Regions from separate parts of the Mus musculus genome. Here all the other regions are linked to region 1. Evidence: chromatin loops called from intact Hi-C (ENCODE). Cell type or tissue: heart. All regions are shown on one strand. Region 1 holds the start of Mical2 (microtubule associated monooxygenase, calponin and LIM domain containing 2). Region 2 overlaps Mical2 (microtubule associated monooxygenase, calponin and LIM domain containing 2). Region 3 has its middle 12 kb from the start of Micalcl. Region 4 overlaps Mical2 (microtubule associated monooxygenase, calponin and LIM domain containing 2).

Region 1 (5,000 bases):
TGTTCTATAAACCAGAATGGCCTCAGACTCACAGAGATCCTTCTGCCTCTGTCTCCCAAGTACTGAGATTAAAGGTGTGCACCACTACTGCCCTGTTGGTTTTGGTTTTTGAGACCACTGTAGCTGACCTAGAACTCATTAGATATACCGGTGTGGCCCCAAACTTTCAGCAATCCTCCTGCTTCTGCCTCCTCCAGGCCGACGTTACCACATATCCACTCCTAGAAGCTGGAATCATCATGAGACTCTAGAGTCTGCTGGGACCAGTAGCAATCTCTCTGTGACTCACTTCTCTCACCCATAAAATGGGTGTGGCCCCAACTACTACAGAGGGCTAATGTGGAGGTGCTCATGAGGTAAAGAATGAGCAGTCTCGGGACACTCTTTCGGGCTCTTTAAAGGAGAAGGGACTATTAGCACTCCACAGACTTGGGTTAGCCATGTTCAATCCAGGCTGGGTTGGCCCAACCAAGACCTCATCCAGGAAGGCAGAACCTCTACCATTCAGCAGTGGAGAGTGAGCAGAGTCAGGCCCATGCCTGGAAGGCAAACCCAGATAGAGATGAGGACGTGGTGGAGAGAAACCACTACCTTCCCATCACAGGATGGGAGGATCGGGGCTGTTCTCTGCAGCTCCTAGGAATGGGGCTGTTGAAACTGTAGGTTACCATCACCCAGCAAACAAAAGAAGCCAAAGCCTGCCCCACCCCACTGCAGAAAGAACAACCCTGAAGTTCCTAAGGGTCAAAATTATTTCAATGAATTCAGTTCAAGATCACTGGAAAAGCCAGGCCCACAGAGGTAAAGCCAATGGGAGGAGACTTTCCTCCAAGGCAGCATCACAGTCAGTCCCTCTCATCACAAAGAACTCAGCCAGAGCCCCTCTGCAGGGGACTACACAGTGAGGAGCAGCTCGCAGCGCATCCCGGCTTCCTGCGGTCCGGCCAAGCACCTTGTGCTTTGCGGTCCCCAGAATCTCTCAAAGGCCAGGGGCTCCAGACACATGCGCCCAGAGCTCCTTCCCACTGCCACAGGACAACTGGTGGGAAGCAGGCACAGAGTCAGGACTGCTTTCCGGATCCCTAAAACAGAGAGGACACAACACAAGCTTTTGGGGGAGAAACTACTGGGATCCAACCTGTGCCCTCTTCCTTGTGCCTGAAGAAGGCAGCACTGATCACCTTTGAAACCCCTGGGACATGAACAGGGGCTATCCTGGTGTCCCACGCTTTAGGTCCACTGCCCCCACCCCCACCCCTCGCGGAGATTGCTGGCACGCAGAGGACACAGGTACCTGAGAACTCAGGAGGCAAATGCGGAAGGCCAATTGACCTCCAGCTTTCTTCTCTCCGGGTCTATCCATAAGGGCTACTGACTTTATCCTCCCACTAAACCACCTAAGACATAGTGGACAGCGAAAGGCCTTGCAAACGAGAGCTCTTTCCGCTTTAGAAACCCAGGCCCAGAATAAACAATGTGGAAGGAGACAGGAGAGTACTCTGGTTTCAACACGCCTCTTCCCGGTCCAGTACAGGCCCTTCCCAGCTCCGCCGGTGAGGGTGAGGCTAAGACTGAGGCTGGCCTGGGATAAATTAACCCCGCCCTCTCCGAACAGCTGCAGCAGGCAGAGGCTGCAAGGGAGACCCCAGCCCAGGGCCAGCTAGCCACTGACAGAGCAGGACACGAGGGTAGGATGCTCCTGGGCAGGGACAAGCACAGGCTGTCAGGGGTCCCAAGCTAGAGGGAACAGCAGCGCAGGACCCTCGGAGCGTCGCCACCGGCCAAGCAACCAGCCCGAGTTCCAGCCCGCCGCTGGCCAGGCCACTGACATTTGGCCCAACTTCCTGTTATCAAGGAGGGAGGAGAAGAAAGGAAGCAGAAAAATATAATAATAAAATAAAAATAAGCAAGGCGCTCTGTTAGAGGATGGGAAAGGTACGGGAGCCTAGATCGCACAGAGCAAAGTTTGGGGACGTTCCCCTGAACGATGACAGGCGACCCTGCTGCTGAAGGGCGCCTACTATGCGCGTGTGTTGGGTTTTCTGAGGTTAGAATGACAGTTTTGATTGGTGAAGAGCCCACGGCGCACCCCGCAGGTGGGTCTGAGATCCCGGACGGAACTGCCGCACCTGACCCTCCGGGGCGTCCAGTAGGGCGCGGAGTCCAGCCGGGACTGGCACAGTCCCCACCCGCTCCCGCACACCCCGGAGCCTTCTCCCACTCCGTCTTACCCAAGGTCTCGCGGGCCTCCAGGCCTCAGGTCAACACCTGCCTTTCTTGTCCTCTGTCTGAGGGCGCAGAAATCCGGGACCCAGCGGGCCGCCTGCCGAGCCCGGAGCTAGCGAGGCGGCCCGGCGCAGGCTGAGCCGGCCGGGTGCCTGCGGTTCTGTGAGCCGCGGAGGATCCGATTGGGACACGCCTCCATCGAGGTTCGGCCAATGACAGGGCCTCCGAAGGCGAGGCTCCACCCCATGCTTGAGACGCGCGACCAATGGTCATGCAGCGCGGAACCCACCCCAGCGCCCTCCCAGTTAGTACCAGGCTGGGGGTTGCTGTCACCATTGCAGCTTCGGACGCACGTGGGCTGAAGCCCTGCCCTAGCCGCTCCCACCCTGGCCACAGGTCGAAGACCCAGCCCTGGGCTGCTATGAGACGAACACCCGGCCTTGGTGTTCTGGTGTCCAGGGAGAGGGGAAAGCTGGGCCTCCCGAAGCTTTGCCTAGGCAGCTGGAAAGACAGCCTCACTGTCCCTTCTGGACTGGAGGGAACAGCAAAGGACTTCTAGGACTGCCTGGCCTTCTTGGGCCCTCATTTCTTGCTTTTCTGCATGCAATCTTCCTTGCTTGGGTCTTCTCTTGAACTGGCCTTGCTTGGGCTAAAGCTGTGGGAAATGGGGTAGTGACACAGACCAATCGCACTGACTGGGTCGCTCGCACTTTCTCTTTCTTGGCTGTCGAATGGCTAACCCCTGTTTCTGATCGCTTTCATGAATGACCATGCCTCTCACAGTTTCAGCGAAAATTCTGAATGAATGGTTCGGGCTCGAAGTCCTGAGAAATTCATACGGACACTGCGACAGCAGTGAAAATAGGATTCAAGTGGACTGACTCACCCCTGGGGCCCGCAGCCCATCATTCAGCTTGGCCCAATGCAGAGTCCATAAATGTTCTTGAAACTGAGCTGACCCAGCGGGAGGAAAGCAGGCAGGCTTGGGCGGCGAAGGCAAACAGTACCATGACTCCAGGCTGCTGGAATTCCCCGGGTACCACCCTCTGGAGAGCATGCCCCTTGGCCAGGCAAGTGCAGGCAGCAATTCCTCCACCCCCAAACCTGGGGCCCGTCTTTTTCTATACTCTTTGCGTTTCCATCATCCAGGCCTTGGGGTTTCTCAGAGTTTGCCTCTCAGCGTCCTTAGGATTCACTCCACTTCTGTGGATGCGTTTTTATACCTGGTACTCAACCCCACTCAGTCTGCAAAACTCATCACTGACTCTAAGAGGGACAGTACTTGACTCTGGTGGGACTCTAACCATGTCACCACCAATCAATGAACACCTTCCATGCATCATCTCATTTAAACCCAGACCTAGAGATTGATCTTTTCAATATCCTCATCCCCTTTCACAGATGGGGGAACTGAGATCTGTAATACAGAGTCATTTACCAAGACCGTGTGCATATTAACGTGTCTGTATTTAAACGGGGAACTGATTCCAAGTCAACATACACAACCGTGAAGTGAGGCCTCTATAGCCATTCCTGGGCCTCCGAGAACCCTGGACTTGTAAGATCTCTAGAAGAACTGCCAATTGATCTGAGCACACTATAGAGCTCACATCTGGCTGCTGTCAGGGAAAGGCGACCTGAATGACCTGGCCCTGCCTTTTTAAGTTATTACTTAATTAGGAAATTGCATGACCTCTGTCCACAGCTTGGCTTCAGTGGGCAAGGCTCATAGCTACTTGGCTGAGCCCAGGCAGTGTGGAGATAGAGATGGAGGAGAAGCATTCATTCATTTAACCAGCTGTCACTCTGGAGCAGGTGCCCAGGTGACTGAATATAGGTGGCTGTGGGGGAGGCATAGTCCACGTTATTCTCTAGTCAGCCTCATGGTCTGACACAGCACAACATTCTGTCTTCAGATCAAAACAAGCCTGACGTGCTCAGGAGCACTGTGAGCCAACTAAGCAATGATAGCACTGCTCAGAACAGAGAGTTCTCCAGACAAGATTTCAGGGTGTACTCTAGGCTGGTCTCCATCACTGTGTACTCCACGATGACCTCAAATCTCAACAATTATCTGCCTCATCCTCCCAAATGTGGAGATTACGTGCATGTACCATAGGTCTGGGCTAGGACAGAAGTTCTGGCCGCTCAAAAGTAAGGTTTTACAATACTTCCCAGCATCCTTTGTACCTCTCTTGTGCCGTCCACCAAGTTTTTATCTCATGGAGCTCTTGCTAGGTAGGTGTGGTGGGCTGAGTTGTAACTCTGAAATAGAGCAAGCCTGGCCATTGAGGAGGCTGACTATGTAAAGGAATTATGTAAGGCTTGTGGCTTTTTGAAAGACTGGGGATAGGGGTGTCAAAACTCAAAACTCAGAGCTGTCAGTATAGGATGACCAGCTGGATCGGGGAGACATATAACTTTGCTTCAAAGAAAGCATTATATTGTGTTAGGGAGAAATAGGATGTGGCTCCTTTCTTAAGAGATGAATGAATGATGCAGCAGCCCCACTCTCTGCATTTAACATTAGTCACTTCCCCATCCTGCTTTTCTAGGATACAGCTTGAGGAGGTTGCCTGGGAGATACAGATGGCTACTTAGCATCAGAGGGAGGGAGAGAAGGAAGACCCAGATTCAGCCCTAAAAATATCCTCATCTCCAACCGAAACAGTAGCCTGCGCAATTCCAAAGCAGCCCCAGCCGGTGGCCCTGTCATTATCAGCATCCACCTGACCACTTCCAAGGATGCTGCAGAGAGAGACCAGGACTGCCTT
Region 2 (5,000 bases), 74 kb before region 1:
ATATACAAGGAATCAGAAAGTAGATGGAAAGGTCCCAACAGAAAAATGCAAAACCAAGCCCTCAGTAGTAAAGGCTCGAATTTGATGGGGCACGTGAATCAAGAGCTGGAAATTCAAGTCTCACATATTGCTTGTGCAAACAATTTCAGTCTGTTATAGCAATTCCTTTAACAGTTAAGCATGGAGGTACCATATTAGCCGACCGTCCCAATCCTAGGTACATACACTCAAGAGAATTGAAAACCTCTCCATGAACAGCAAGGGAAGGATTTTTTCATATCAGCCCCAAGCTGCAAACAACTCACGAGCCTATGAATCGATGGATAAGCAAGCCATGATATGTGTGTGATGTCATGGGTGCAAATACACGTTTGTCTGTGTGAGTGCAGGCATGTGTGTATGATTCAAGGTTGACATCAAGAGTCTTCCTTGATTGCCCCCCACATTATTCAAGTGACCCTGTGGTTTGCTGACACAGTCTAGCTTGCTATCTTGCTTTTGCTCTGGGGACCCCTGATCTCTACCTTCTGAACACTGGAATTACAGATGGGTTGCCACACCCAGCTGTCATTGATGTGGGTTTGGGGATCTAAACTCCAGAACAGGCAATCTGTAGAGTCAGAAAGATTAGTGGTGATAAAGCTAAGGGTGAGGTGGGGAATAGATTGGGAAGCTAGTGCTACTGGATATATAGGTAGGTCTTTGTTTTTGGAATTTTTGGAATTAGGCAGTGGTGATAGTTATCTACTTTAGTAGGATTAATTTTATAGTATGTTGATTATATTACATACAATAAAATAGTGAGGCCTTATCTAAAAGAAAAATGGCCTGGAGATGATTCAGCAGTTAAAAGCTTTGGCTGCTCCTCCTAGAGGACTCAAGTTCAATGTCCAGCACACACATGGTGCCTCACTGGTCCAGGGGTAACTCTAGTTCCAGAGGATTTAATACCCTCTTCTAGTCTCTATGGTCACTGCACATATGCAGTACACACATAGTATTAAACAAATGAAAACTTCAGGCACAGTGGTATATGAGTGCAGTCCCAGAACTCAGGCAGGAGGGTTGCAAATTCTAGGTAATGCTCAATAAACAAAAATTGTATGAGAAAAAGGTAATTAAAAAGAAGTGTGCCACACACTGGTATAAATGTTGGATTCTTGGGTTTTTTGATTTTGTTTTGTTTTTACAAAGTTTTAAATTGTATTATACATTTGAATGCCTTGCCTGCATGTATGTCTGTGCCATCAGGCACATGCCTGGTACTCATGGAGGCCAGAAGGGGGCACTAGAGCCCCTGGCTGGAGTTACAGATGGTTGAGAGGTACCCTGAGGGTGCTAGGAGTTGAACCTGGATCTTCCCAGAGAACACTCAGTGCTCCTAACCACTGAGCCAGCTCTCTAGCCCTGAATATTGGAGTCTTATTACTGAAAACTAGTGCTTGCTTCTAGAGACTCTCAGGCCATGGGGCAAATTTGAACTTTAAATAAGTAGAATGCCTTGTAGTTTGTTCTGTTTCATACACAAAAGGGGAAAAGCTAATTCTGCATGATAGGCTGTAAGGGACATCAGAGAAGGGGCTTTCCATGCCATAACCATCATCATCGACATCTATATCACCACCACCACCGTCATCATCATCAACATTGTTATCCACTGTAACCCACATTTGTGGAGCACCCACCAGGTTCATGTGTTTGACTTCTCCAATTCAGGAACTGAATTACTCCTACAAGAGAACCTTTACTCTGACCACTTCCCAAATGGGGAAATCAGGGCACAAAGCCACAAGGTAACTAACTGGTCCATGGGGTCAGAACGAAAGGGATGAAGCCAGGATCTAAAGCTTGATGCTCTCCCTCCCAAGCCTACTGTGCGGTGCTGCTTCTGGTTTGGTAGAATAAAAAGAAAACCAACTGTCTCGGCTGATGGAGCCCATTCAGAGAGAAAGAGGGGTGGAAGGGGAGGGAAAGAGGAGAGCTAGTCTGCACCCAGATGCTGAGGGTCTTAAAAGCACTGGTCTTGTTGGCACTGGGGCCATGGGTAAAGAAGAGTCAGGAATTTGTACAAGGTCCATGCCAAGTTGCTGCATGTTGAAGAAGATCCTGTGCTCTTTCAGGGAGGACATGGTCTGTTAGGACAGAAGAAGGGGACACATGGTGACCTAGATAGGCACATAAACATCTAATTTTGTGCATAGTCTCCGTGTTGCCTAAGACCTGAAAACATGGCAGTAGTCCAGCAGAGGCAGGAGCTCACAGGTGAGGGTGTGGGTGGGTGAGTGGGGGTGGGGGATGGGCGGGTAGGTATAGACGAATAGGTGAAACTGTTCACCTAGGCAACAATGGAGGAGACCATCACCCGCTCCTCACTCACTGTCGGATGTTGCTGAGACATCTGGAAACGTCCCTCTACTTGGGATTAAATGTTATCTTAAAAACACATCCCCCTGCTTGAACAAACACTCCATCCTCTGGCCGTCTCACTCCCCTAGGCTGCCAAGGTCCCAGAGGAAGACTCGATCAAGCGTATCAGAAGCTCCCACACTGCAATCAGTATAGTTTACTGGCTGGAACCGTTCAAAGAGTTTGTAGACACCCAGTTAGAGGAAATGAAGTCACTGCTGAGATTTGACTCACCCCCAGAGATTTTGGAGAGTACATGGGGGTGGGGTGGGGGTGGGGGCGGCAGAGCTGGCTTCCTCTCTGGACATGCCTGGAGACAACCAGCTTCCTCAGCCCAAATCCACACTTTATCTCACCCTCCACAGTGCTTCTTGCTCCACATAGCCAGACAATGACGGTCATTTCAGAGCCTGCTCCAAACCCCACGCTTGTGAGGTTTGCTTTGGGGCGAAGTCTGGACCCGTTACATGTCTATGCAGTTACTGCATGTTTCCTGTTGGTGAGCTCTGTCACTCCACGGACAAGGCTGGGCCAGCCAGAGCATGTAGGGTGAAGAAGGGCAGGAAGGGGACAGAGGCCTTCTGCAGTTTTTGTTCACCAGGCCTGACCCATCTCCGGTCTCCACACAAGGCAGGAAACCTCCTCTCCTCCAGCCAGGGGCTGTTGTACATAGAGAGTGCAAATATTAGCCAGGTCTCACATCCAGCCCTCTTGGTGACACCTGGTTTTCCATCAGTGAATGTTTGGCTTTCCCATCATCCTAAGCTCTGTTACATATTTTGGGCCTGAATCTCAGAGATACCAATCATACCATAATCTTAATCAAAGCAAATGCCAGTGGGCTTAGTTATATCAGGGGAGAAAATCCAGGCTGGCACAAGGGCCTGTTGGCTGGGGTTGTGGAGGCAGGACAGTTCCCTCTTGGACTATGCTAGTTATGATCAGAATGGGCCTTGGCATTCTGACAAGGGGTCAAATACTGTGTAGCCGTGTGTCTGAGCAGAGGAGCAGTCCTGGCTTCCAGGGATGCCCATGGCCAGTGGAGGCTCTGGACAGGCGTGGCTCAGCAGACTGAATGCAGAGGCAAAGGACTCTCCCCTTTCCACAGACCCAGCCAGCAACTACCACTGAGAACAGACTTTCAATAAATAGAGCTTTTGGTTAAAACTCAGCCTCAGTCAGTAACGTGTTCCCTGCACAAGCAGGAGAACCTATGCTGAGTGAGAGAACCCAGGCTAAAAAGCAAAACAAAACAAAACAAAAACAAAAACAGGGAGAGCAAGACCAATCTGTGTTTGGTGGTGCACACCTATCGCCTAGCTCTGGAGAGGTAGAGACAGGAGGACCCCTGGGGCTCACTGACTCCTTGGCCTAGTTAAGACGGCGAGGCTCAGGCCAGGGTTAACGTTTGCAGATTCCCACCCGGACAGTAGGAGCAGGGGTCTGTCTGCCAAGGTCACCTACATCATGGATGTCAGTATTATCTATGCACTGGGGTGACTGAATTATTGCACACTGGGGAGTGGGCAGATCTACCACCAGCAGGAAAGAGACCCTATCTCAATAGACAAGGAAATATCTCCTGAAGAGTAACATTCAAGGTTGTCCTCTGGCTTACACACACATATAAGCAAACATGTACACATACCACGACCCCATGAACACACACAGCCCAAAGGCCTTCCTAAATTAGACTGCATACTTTTCTCTTATGGTCCCACTGGCTCACTCATTACTGCTGCCCCAGAACAAAGCTCCCATGTTATCGTTGGCTGGGTCTCAAGAGCTGCCCCATCCGCTGTGTTATCTGTGTGCCTGGAACGCATCCACTGCCTGGTACGCACAGGAGGCCCAACACGTAGCTGATGGATGAATGAGCTTCCCACCCACTCAACGCCAACTCAGTTCTGGCTTTCTGACCATGAGAGGGATGTTGGGTGCATGCCAGCTGGGGTTAACGTTTGCAGCTTCCCACCCAGACAGAAGGAGCAGGGGGCTGCCAAGGCCACCTACATCATGGACGGCGGTATTATCTGTGCTCTTGGGCCATGTGAATTATTGCTCATTGGGGAGCAAGCAGATCTACCACCAGCAGGAAATCCACTGTAAAGATAATCTTAGAAGAGTTCAGACCTGCACATTCTCGACAAGAGACAAACACCACATGGAAAAACAGACTATTTATCAAGGAGCAGGAGGGGGACAACAGCTAGTATACCTAGCCAAGACATAAATGCTAGTAGGGTGTGAGTGGAGGCTACATAGATCTCTTGCTCTACATAGATCTCTACCTCAGAGGGGCCCTGAAAGCATGACTCTTTAAAATTCATATACATACATACATACATACACACATATATTAAACATATGTGTGTGCGTGTGTATATGTGTGTGTGTGTGTGTGTGTGTGTGTGTGTGTGTGAGTGTGTGTGTATGCTTTGCCTGCAAGTGCCTATGAAGGTTGTTGGATCTTTGGGAACTGGAGTTACAGATAGTTGTGGCCTGCCATGTGGGTGCTGGAAACTGAACCCAGATCCTTTGTGGGAGCAGCCAGTGCTCTTAATGATTGAGCAATCTCTCCAACTCCACCTGCC
Region 3 (5,000 bases), 140 kb before region 1:
TTTTTGGTGTCTCAATCACCATGTATCACCTCTTAGCATGGGAGGCCCTGGAGCCTGTGACAGGTGTCACTCATCTGCAGCCCTTAGTGCACCACAGTGGACTCCTGGGGGAAGACAGTAGAGCCTTGCCCTGCTCTGAGAAAACAGTGACTTATACAGCCTTATAGGATTTACTGTGCACCAACCAGTATTTGGCATGTGTCAATTGATTGAGTCTTAGAACTCCTTCAGAGGCAAACCACTATTACAGTCCCATTAACAGATGAGGAAAGAGGCTCTGAGGGTTCTGTTTGCTGGGAGTTCCCAGAGGAGAGAAGAGCAGATTCTAGATGCAGCCTGCCCCATCCCAGCTTGTTGCTGCTTCCATCCTTCAGCAATCTGGGCATACCTGCTGTCCTCACTGGTGACTAGGACACGTACAGCCAGCACGTCCTGCCTGACTGTATCCTCCCCAGGGCTGATCCTCACTGAAGTCCATTCAGACGGCCGAGGAGAGGTGGCTTCAGCCTCCACGTCTCTGGGGTTGGGCTCAGGGACACTCTTTGGCTTCTTGGGAGAGATGGGCTCATCTGCCAAGAGAATAGGGCCTATAGAGATAGCAGAATAGATGGTCCCTTTCAGGGCACTGGCTCCTCCAGGAGTCTGGGAAGGATGCTGGTCCTCTCAGATGTTCAAGGACAGACCTTCCCATCCTCTGTGCCATTGCTGAGAGCCATCTCTCAGCCCAGCAAATGCCCCAGTGCTTAGGGTACTCCTGATGTGTGTAAGGAATAAAAACACACACCTCCCCGTTTAATCTGGAGGGAGACGTTGAGATGCTCCCATGATCCATCACAGGCCCACAGCCTCTGGATTGCTTTTTCAAACTGCCTCTGCCAAGTTGTTGCTAAACTCAAGGGTGACATCGCCTTAAAAAATTGTTTCCACCAGACATGGTAGCACAAGCCTTTAATCCCAGCACTTGGGAGGCAGACACAAAGAATCTCTGTAAGTTTCTGAGGCCAGCCTGGTCTACAAGTGAGTTCCAGGCCAGCCAGAGCTACATAGTGAGATCCTGTCTCAAAACCAAAACCCAAACAAAAACAAACAAACAACCCCCCCCACCTCCCAAATGTTTCTCTCTGTCTGTGTGTGTGTGTGTGTGTGTGTGTGTGTGTGTGTGTGTGTGTGTGTGTGTGAGCATGTGTATGTGTGGCATTTATATGGGTATGTATAGATGGTTTTAGATATGTGTGGGTGCATATGCACGTGTGCATATGTGCATATGGAGGCCTGAGGTTGACATCTAGCCTCATTCGTGATGCTCTTCACCTTATTCATTAAGGCAGTAGATCATCATCAAACATAGAGTTCATAGATACGGCTCGTCTTGCTAGCCAGTGTACTCTGGAGGTCACCTGTCACCATCTTCTGGGGCTGTAAACACAGAGGGGCCACCAGTCTTACCTGGCATTTCTGTGGCTCTAAACTCAGGTCCTCCTGCTTACATGGCAAGCTCTTTAACCACGGAGTCATCTCTACAACCCTTCACCTATCATCCTATTGACCTTGTGACCCAGCTTGTCAAGTCCTTCCAGAAAAGGACCCTCTCAGCTCCCAGACAGCTCTGCCCAGCTTCTTGTTCCCTTGTGCCGGTCCTGTCTATACTCGGTCTCTGGTTTCACCTGCTCCTATGATTATCAATGACCCTAGACAGAGAGGACTCCCAGATGTGCATCTAAAGCCTTGCCACTTCCCCTGCATCTAGATGTGTGTCTCCTGTTTTTGACTTAACATCTTCCTGTGGGTGCCTAGCAGACACGGCACACGCAACAAGTCCGAAGTGAACCCTTTATCTTTGCTCTCCCCAAAACCTGCTCTACCCATCACTCTGCCCAGATCAGTCTGGAGCCTCCAGAAGCTAAGGTGGCTTAGGTTGGCACCATAATGGCATCTTTGATACCACCATCATCCTTCACAAAGCCCTCTACAAGTATGGATGAGCCTTCCTTCAAATATGCCAGGAATGGAGTCTAGGTGGTTAGGTTAGCACTATAATGGTATCCTCGATATCACCCTTTCTTTCATCTTTCACAAAGCCCTCTACCAGTGCTCATGGCTCCTCCTTCAAATGCACCAGGAAGGAACTCTTTGCTGCCATTTCCCTGGCTCCACCACATCTTGTCCAGATGATAAAAAAAATCATCTCCACCTGGACCCTCATCCGTCTCCTGCTGAGCCCTACCTTTCACATAAAAATGTAAGTTGGAGGATACCGTTCCTGCTCAAAATCCCCAAGAGCTCTCTCATTTTTTACTCTGCAGTTAAGAGGAAGCGTCCCATCTAACTTAGCTCCATGGCCTCTGTGCCCTTATCTCCTCACGTTGTCCCTTGGCTTGCTCTATTCCTGCTGTGTTACCACTGTTCCCTCGGGACTTCAGGGAGGCACCATCTCAGGCCCCCCATGTTGCCCTTGAGTCTGTTGTCCCTGACCTTGTGTTCAGTGCTTATCATGATGAATGCTATACCTCTACTTCACCGCTTGCCAGCTTTGGTCAGTTGTCACCTTCTCAGTGTTGAGCTGTTCTGCTAAATGTAGCTACACACTCAGCAGGCTCTGTTCCCCTTTATTACTCCTCATAGTGAATCTCGCCTTCTAACAAGCTGTTTAATTTCCTTTCTCCTTTATTGTCTCCTTCCAGGACTAGGATGTGGGCAGCGCTTTGTTTGCTGTTGAAATTATGCCTTGTAAAGTGGGTGCTCGTGAGAAGCCTGTGGAGTGGATGAGTGCATGAGCCCAGCTCCAGCCCGGCCAGTGGCTGGTTGGTGAGCCTTCTCCTGCCACAGGGAAGCAGCCATCCAATTTCCTCTCTAGAATTAAACCTCAGTTGAACTGGGTTCCCCCTCACTTCTCAGCCCCAGTATGGCTCACTGTTGTCTTCTTTCCCATGTTCCTGACTTTGCCTACTGGATTGGTTCTGTCTGTACTTAATATACAGACGGTTCTACCTCTAACCCATTCACTCGTCTCTCATTTCCAGCCAGTCTTGGAAGAGCTGGACAAGCTTTCTCTGACCCCCTATGAGTCTCCTACGATTCTGATGAGACGGTTACCTCTCCACCTTCCTGCTCCTAGAAAACTCCCTCGAGCCTGCTTACTGAATCGAGTGTATAGGACTCTTTTTCAGGTTCTCCCCTGGTCTTTGACTCCCACCCTCCTCTACTTTGAGAGACACATTCTTTCCCTGTCTCTCCGTTGTCCCATCTCAGTCCTTAAATGCTGTGTTCTTCATGCTTTCCCCAGGTCTCTCTTCTTTTTACTCTATACACTCTCTCTGGAAGAGGTATCTGCACCATAGCTGCATTTCTTGCCTGTAAAGACAAATCAAGAAGTTCTACACTTTCTATGAAGTTTTAAAATACAATGTGAGTACAGGCAGACCCAACCTGCTGGCTCTTTGTCTAATCCCTGGTGTATGTGCAAACTTACTTGTGTGCATGCACACCGATGCTTTTATACTAGTACAACTGTGAAGGGAGGTGTTTGGGGGGAATATAATTGGCTACTCTGCTAAAGATGATGGTGATAGTGGTGGTGGTGGTGATAGTGATGGTTATTGTGATGGTTATGGTGATGGTGGTGATAATAGTGGTGGTTTTGGTGGTAGTGATGGTGGTTTTGGTGGTAGTGATGGTGGTTATGGTGATGGCAGTTAAGGGTTGGGTGGCGGTTGTGATGGTGATAGTTATGGTGATGATGGTGGCAGTTTTGCTAATGTTTATAGTGATGATTGTAATTAGAGCAGTGGCAGCTTACTTTTATTGGGCTCCTAATATATGCCAGGAATAGTTTGAACACTGACTTGTACTAAGTCTGCTACACTTCTATAATTCTTCAAGCAAAACATTTTGTGACCCCCGTTTTCTTGCTGAGATAATGGAAACATGGAGAGGTTAAGACACCCACAGATGGCCACATGTTGCTAGGCTCTATGTCTGTGAATATGATAGAACCATTTGTTTGGTTGGACAGAGTCACACTCTGTCTTGGATTTTGTAGTCCTGAGAGTTGGCAGAACATACCTCTGCCCCAGGCATGTGATGCTTGTCTGCCTCAGACCAGTGGATAGCTGTGACCCAAGACTCTGCGTGGCCTTGCCAGATTGAGTTGTCACTCACATTCCTATTGAAAAAGCTTGTTTCTGATGGCTGCTGCCCTGTCAGCTTGGATTCTTGGTGGAAAGTACACAGAGGACAGACCTGGAGTCCATCCTTAGATATTCAGCTTACAGAGTCATCCAGCAACCCCCAGACACATGAAGAGAAAGCAGAAGAGGACACACACCACTGAGAGTTAGGAGATGTATTCAAGGTTCTGACTACTAGAGTGGCTTCTGGCTCAGGGCTTGAAGAAACTCCCCTGGGTACCACTCCCTATGCCCCATCATGGATAAAAGTTGAAAATGAAACATCTGTGGAGGGAACTAAAAGAATCAGGATACAATTGAGAACATGGAGCTCCAGCCAAAGAGCTCTGCAGAGGAAGGGCAAGGCAGGCAAGGAGACATGATGGTGCTGGACAAAGTGAAGGGCCAGCCTCACCAGCTCCCAGAAGCCAAGGTCACTGCTATGATATTAAGGGTTAGGGTGTCAGGAATAATATCCTGGTTCCTCTCCTGATCCCACCCCACTCTTCCACCATGTCTCAAACCTAACGGGAAGCTATTCAAGGCACCCCGGAGAATGTAGTGTGCAGGGGTTATACCTCTATAGCACAGGGCAGAGCATGGGATGATAGAGCACACAGGCTACCATAGACAGGCAAATGTCTGTCTATACTGCTGTGCAGCATGGCCTCCCCAGCCATAGTCCACAGGTGGACTATGATCAGTGACAGGAGATGAGGTACGAGGCATCAGCAGGATGACAGAGAGCTTGAGCAGGCAGTCCTTCAGTACATTATTGTGGGTGTTACAACTGCTCGGGGAGGAAGAGTTGTCCCTGGCACTGTTAGTCCTTAG
Region 4 (5,000 bases), 55 kb before region 1:
GCCCCAGAGCTGCATCTGACCCCCTTCTGCTGCCCTATGAAGGCTGGTGTAGGTTGCTTTGTTTGCTTTTTGAAACCCACTTCTTAAAAGCACCGAGGAACTCTTTGCCACTTCTGAGGTTTCTAGGAATGGTGCAGACCCCAGTTAATCTCATAAAACAATGCCATTCCTTTGGCTGGATGAATGGCTTCCACCACCCCGAGTCACGGGAAAGAGAACTCTCACAGCAGATGGGGCCAGAAAGCCCAACCAAGACAGCTGGACCAACTAACTAGCTCCGGGCCCCCACTGCTGAGTACCTACAGTGTGCCGAGGAGGTATCTGGTGTGTGGAGAAGGTACAATATCTCAAAGGTTCTGCGGCATTTTGAAAACAAAGCCAGAGTCACAGGCTGGGCTTGGGGCTGGTTCTCAATTGAAGCTGTTTATGGGAAGTACAATACAGTAGCATGGTGCTGTGTGGGTTTCCTCCGGAACCCTGAGATTCTCCTCTTTTTTACTTTATTTATGGGCTGGGGCATCATTGTCTTGGGCAGTGGAAGAGTACAGTGGTCCAGTACTCTGCCTGCGGATGGAGGAATCTTTCCCCCTGTTTTGTTCTTTTGCTCAAGCAAGAGAGGGCCATGTTTCTTGTGGGTGGGCACAGGCCAGAGACCCCATGAGCTAGAACCAAATACCCAGGTAAGAGTGCAAGCTAGAGTGCTCCCTCCACTTGAGGCACTGAGGCCACAGCCTTTCCACCTATGAAATGCTTGCATAACACATGACGGGATGCTGGGAGCTCCCTGTTCAGTCCCAACCAGAACATCAGACAACATCCAGAACAGCTTAGACCAGGAAGGATACAAACCAAGATGAACAATCATGGAGAAAGACTACTCCAGATCAGCCAACAGGGAGGACATTTCTTGATTGTTCCCTCTAGTATTAAACGATTGGAATAGGCTTTATTTAGACAGTGACTGCTTATTGCTAGCATCTGTGACAGTGCAGTCTCCATCCATCCATTTTCCAGGAGTCTATCTGCCATTCACCCATCCATCCATCTATCTACCTATTTTCTCATCCATCCTTTCCCACATATCTACCTAGCCAACGACCCATCTGACCACCCATCTATTTGTCCATCCTTACATCCATCTGCCCATCCATCTATCCAGCCGTTAATCATCCACCTGACCATCATCCAAGGAATTATTGTCCTTGTTGAATAAATTTAATGATTACTTTAAGACAAACAAACAATCAAACACCTGTAGAAATTGGGAATTTAGGCAGAGCAGTTGGGGAGACTTACCCTGGCATTCAAACCTTTCAGAACATGAGATCTTTGCTTCTTCTCCTGAGATACAGACTCCCCTAGATCCAGTACTCCAGGGGTTGTGAGCACATAACATCCACTGACAAGGAATTCAAAACTGTAGAGCCCAGGAAAGCGAGTTGCCTCTGCTGTTATTCACATCTAAGAAAAACTTCCCCAGTGCTCTCACCCAGCAGGCTGAGCAATGGACCCCTACTCACTATTATGTCTGCGGAAACACAGAAAGGCCCAGTGTAAGGCTTGGGTGAATGCAATGTTGGGAATCTATGGCGCCTATCAGGAAAGCCCAGACATTTCCTTCACAAATGCCAGTTCTAGCTAGACATCTCCTGAGAGATGACACTATGGAACACCCTAGAGCCAGGCATCCTAAAGAAAGGGAGCCTGGTCTCCTCAGGTGACTCTCTGAACTGGAACCTTATTAAAGAGGCAGTGCTGCTACCTCTGTAGGGATGTCCTGTGCAGGGGGTTACATGTGCATCCTGCCCAGAGACAGACACCTCCCCTTAGCTTCTAGCAGAGAAGTAATCACAAGGGAACCCTCATCCAGCAAGGGGGACGGGGCACACAGAAGTGAACCCTGCTGCACCACAACGAAGACAAACATCATAATTGTAGCTCCCATTGGGCACTGTTCCTAGACACTTAAATATATTAACTCTTCCCGGCTTCCCAGATATCTGTAAGGTGGGTACTATTATCAAGCTCATTTTACAATAAAACGAACGTATGAACGAAAAGCCTGGGACCATAGCAGGATATGAACCCAGGCTTCTATGACCCCGTAGACCTTGCTCTCAGCCATGGCTCCACAGCCACTCTAATACTTCATTGCAGACTCTGGAGCATCGCAGTCAGTCTATTCAATGAAGCTCTGAGCACGCCTTCCTCTCTGTGCTCTCTCACCTCAGTAGCATCTTGCCCACGAGATTTAATACTGAACACACAGTCAATGTTTCTTGTCTTGGCTCTATCTCAGAAACATTGGCTTCTTCACATCTTATGATTTCGTAAGCTTCAGAGGACCACATGGGAGGTGAGAGACTGGGCTGGAATAGGGAGAGGACAGATAGGCCAGCAGGCAGACACCTAGGATGCCGAGACCCCGGGCATCATTTTTAAGGAACAGCTACCGGCCAACTGGAGCATGCGTGCTCACAGACTCTGGAAGTCAAGTTGAACTAGAACATGCTCCAAAGCCAAGACAGTTTCAGAAGGGGGAAAAATCCTCGTAGGTGTCATCTGAGCCCAGTGACCACAACGCCTTTTTTGATTAGAGGATTAATTAAGAAAAATAAAAAACAGACTCAGGATATGGTTTTCTAACAGCATGGAGCCCTGGCCCCACCCGTGGACTCTCAGCACCCTGTACAAAAAAAGCACTCCATCATTTTAGCACCTTTCCTCAAGACAATAGGCTACATTTTTCCACCTAAGAATTGTTGGCCTGAACCCACAGATGGAGAGTCAGCGAGTGTGGCTGTGGCTGGACACAGACCCTGAGGACAAAGATTAATAGCTTTCCCAGGCCTGCTATCTGCAGGTCCAGATGCTGAACAGAAGGGCTGGGTTGGAATGCATTGTCTTGAAGACTTTCTTCCAGGCACTATGGGAGCAGAGGACCAACGGTGCACATTCTTGATCTGGCAGGAGTGGATAGTTGGGGGGTCAGGGCAGCCTCAGAGTCTACTCTCACTGCTGCTGTAGGGAAGGGGAACTGGCTGTCCATGAAGGCCTTCCCTAGTAACCAACTGGCTGAGGTGACCTTTGTGCTATAAAGGGCCATCTATCAGTAGCACACAGGTGGTGTGGCTGAGATGTTCCCTGAGAAGTGACAAACCTGCAAAGGACACAGAGTATGTACTAGGGAGAAGAAAGGGGACAGAGACCAGAAACTACATGTGATGGTTACAGTACAATCCTAAACAAAACATTTATACTTCTCCATCTAAGGCTCAAGGAACATTGCAGAGGTGGGTGGGGGGCAGGAAATACGTAAGATGATAGGGTTAGCTGTGAAGTAATATTCTCCAGACACAAACAGAATTATCACTAATCACAATAACTAAGGCTACCTACACTCAGACCATATAAGACACCCTGCAAGAATAAGTCAAAGCAGTGGGAGGCTCACAGGGTCCCACTCTTTACTGCTGAGCTACTGGCTAATAATTCTGAGAGACCTGGGAGAGGAAATCACTGCCTTTAGTTGTAGTCCCACTTCTGAACCTACCTGACTACAGGAGATAGCTTCAAACTCACACTCAAACAGACTGTACTGAAACCCATGGCTGACAAAACAAATATACAAATATGAAGATTATCAAGAGATTTTTGTGGGGGTTAGGGAGGAAGGACTAAGAGGTGGGCAGCTGAGAGTAGTAAAGCATGCTTTGTGCACATGCGGGAAATTGTATAAAATAAATTCAATTAACAATCAGTAAAGTAGATAAAAAACAAAAAACAGAAGGGGTAGTAAACCTCCCAGTACTTTCTCTCCTTGGATTAAATAAACAGTTGTCCTCTAGAGAGAGTCCTTAGAATAATGTCTTTCCTCTACAGAATTCCAGGGATGGGCCTGAGGGAATAGGTTCCACCACCCGTGTGTGTGTGTGTGTGTGTGTGTGTGTGTGTGTGTGTGTGTGCGTGTGTGTGACATTTAAAGTTATTTCAACAACCTAGAGATTACTTAGAGGTTAAGAACATTTGCTGTTTTCCCAGAGGACTCAAGTTCAGTTTCCAGCATCCACATGGCAGATCACAAACACCTGTAACTCCAGTTCCATGGGACTCCTCCACATAAAATAAAGTGTCTCCGTCATCCCACCATTTCCTTGCACTGCTCGTTTGGCTCACATCATAGCTCTTGCAGGCAGCACTGGCCTAGAGGCTGTCTACTGATCCTTTAGTGGCCACCTCTGCCCTGAATTCCTGCTTTAAAAACATGAGCCTTTTCTTTTGGTCCCCATGGCTGTTTGTGGCTGCGTACAGTAACTCAGAGCTGAACACAATCCTCGCTGACTCAGCAACGGAGAACAACTTAAAGGCTGAGCCTGATGGACTTCCGTGTAGCTTGCCCCACAGAATTCCTTGCAATGGAAAATAACCATCCCCAAGGCCGGCCTTCCTTCCTTCCTTCCTTCCTTCCTTCCTTCCTTCCTTCCTTCCAAACTTTTATTGATTCTTTGTGAATTTCATATCACACACCCCAATCCCACTCATCTCCCCATGCCTCCATATCCACCCTCTGCCCTTGTAATGACCCCCCCCCACACACACACACACAAAGCAAACAAACAAAAACGCTCATTGAGGAAGCTATGCTGTGTCACAGTGTGTCACACAGTATACATGATTGCTCAAACAGCTTTTCTTGCAGATGTCCATTATAATGAGTCATTGGTCTGGTTCGAAGCTTCTGGCTTCTTCTATACTGTCAATACTGGATCTTCAATGGGACTTCTCTCCGATAAACAACTACTACAACGACTACAAAAAGAGTCTCAAAAAGCAGGACAAACAGAAGCCAGGCAGCTCTTTCTATGTGGGTAGCTTTCAACCTTCTGTCAGTTCTTGCCTCCTGCCCTACCCAGACATCCGTTTATTTGGATAATCTGGCCAGAGACTCCCTAGGGCTTTCTACAACCCTGGGTGGGCCAGAGACTGCAACAAGTTTGTTT

Evidence for each region. A loop is a pair of places that touch in the nucleus more often than their neighbours do. Peaks named below come from ENCODE experiments on the same cell type or tissue, not always from the same donor. Only the 100,000 strongest peaks of a DNase experiment are listed, where the experiment ranks them.
Region 2: it touches region 1 in a loop (2.1-fold over the local background); 5 of 42 quality-filtered maps call a loop at or near these places.
Region 3: a loop joins it to region 1, with 1.9 times the contacts of the local background. A loop is called at or near these places in 6 of 42 quality-filtered maps.
Region 4: it touches region 1 in a loop (2.5-fold over the local background); 7 of 42 quality-filtered maps call a loop at or near these places.

Annotation. Positions count from the first base shown.
Region 1 is chr7:112,223,253-112,228,252 of GRCm38, reverse strand. Mical2 (microtubule associated monooxygenase, calponin and LIM domain containing 2) reads right to left here and starts at 2,417. Exons shown (of 26, transcript NM_001193305.1): 1 at 2,232-2,417. In heart, no CTCF peak of the experiment used is centred here; DNase peaks (open chromatin) are centred at 1,552 and 2,452; H3K4me3 peaks cover 3,467 bases; H3K27ac peaks cover 5,000 bases.
Region 2 is chr7:112,297,534-112,302,533 of GRCm38, reverse strand. The region is part of intron 3 of Mical2 (microtubule associated monooxygenase, calponin and LIM domain containing 2); the gene reads right to left. Among named protein-coding and RNA genes, the nearest start is that of Mical2, 74 kb to the right of the region's middle. RefSeq lists an enhancer at 3,112-4,709. In heart, CTCF peaks have their summits at 1,267 (motif pointing right) and 2,891; DNase peaks (open chromatin) are centred at 2,523, 3,443 and 4,353; H3K27ac peaks cover 4,188 bases.
Region 3 is chr7:112,360,532-112,365,531 of GRCm38, reverse strand. No RefSeq gene overlaps it. Among named protein-coding and RNA genes, the nearest start is that of Micalcl, 12 kb to the left of the region's middle. In heart, no CTCF peak of the experiment used is centred here; a DNase peak (open chromatin) is centred at 2,551; H3K4me3 peaks cover 313 bases; H3K27ac peaks cover 4,766 bases.
Region 4 is chr7:112,278,525-112,283,524 of GRCm38, reverse strand. The region is part of intron 3 of Mical2 (microtubule associated monooxygenase, calponin and LIM domain containing 2); the gene reads right to left. Among named protein-coding and RNA genes, the nearest start is that of Mical2, 55 kb to the right of the region's middle. In heart, no CTCF peak of the experiment used is centred here; a DNase peak (open chromatin) is centred at 2,834; H3K27ac peaks cover 4,657 bases.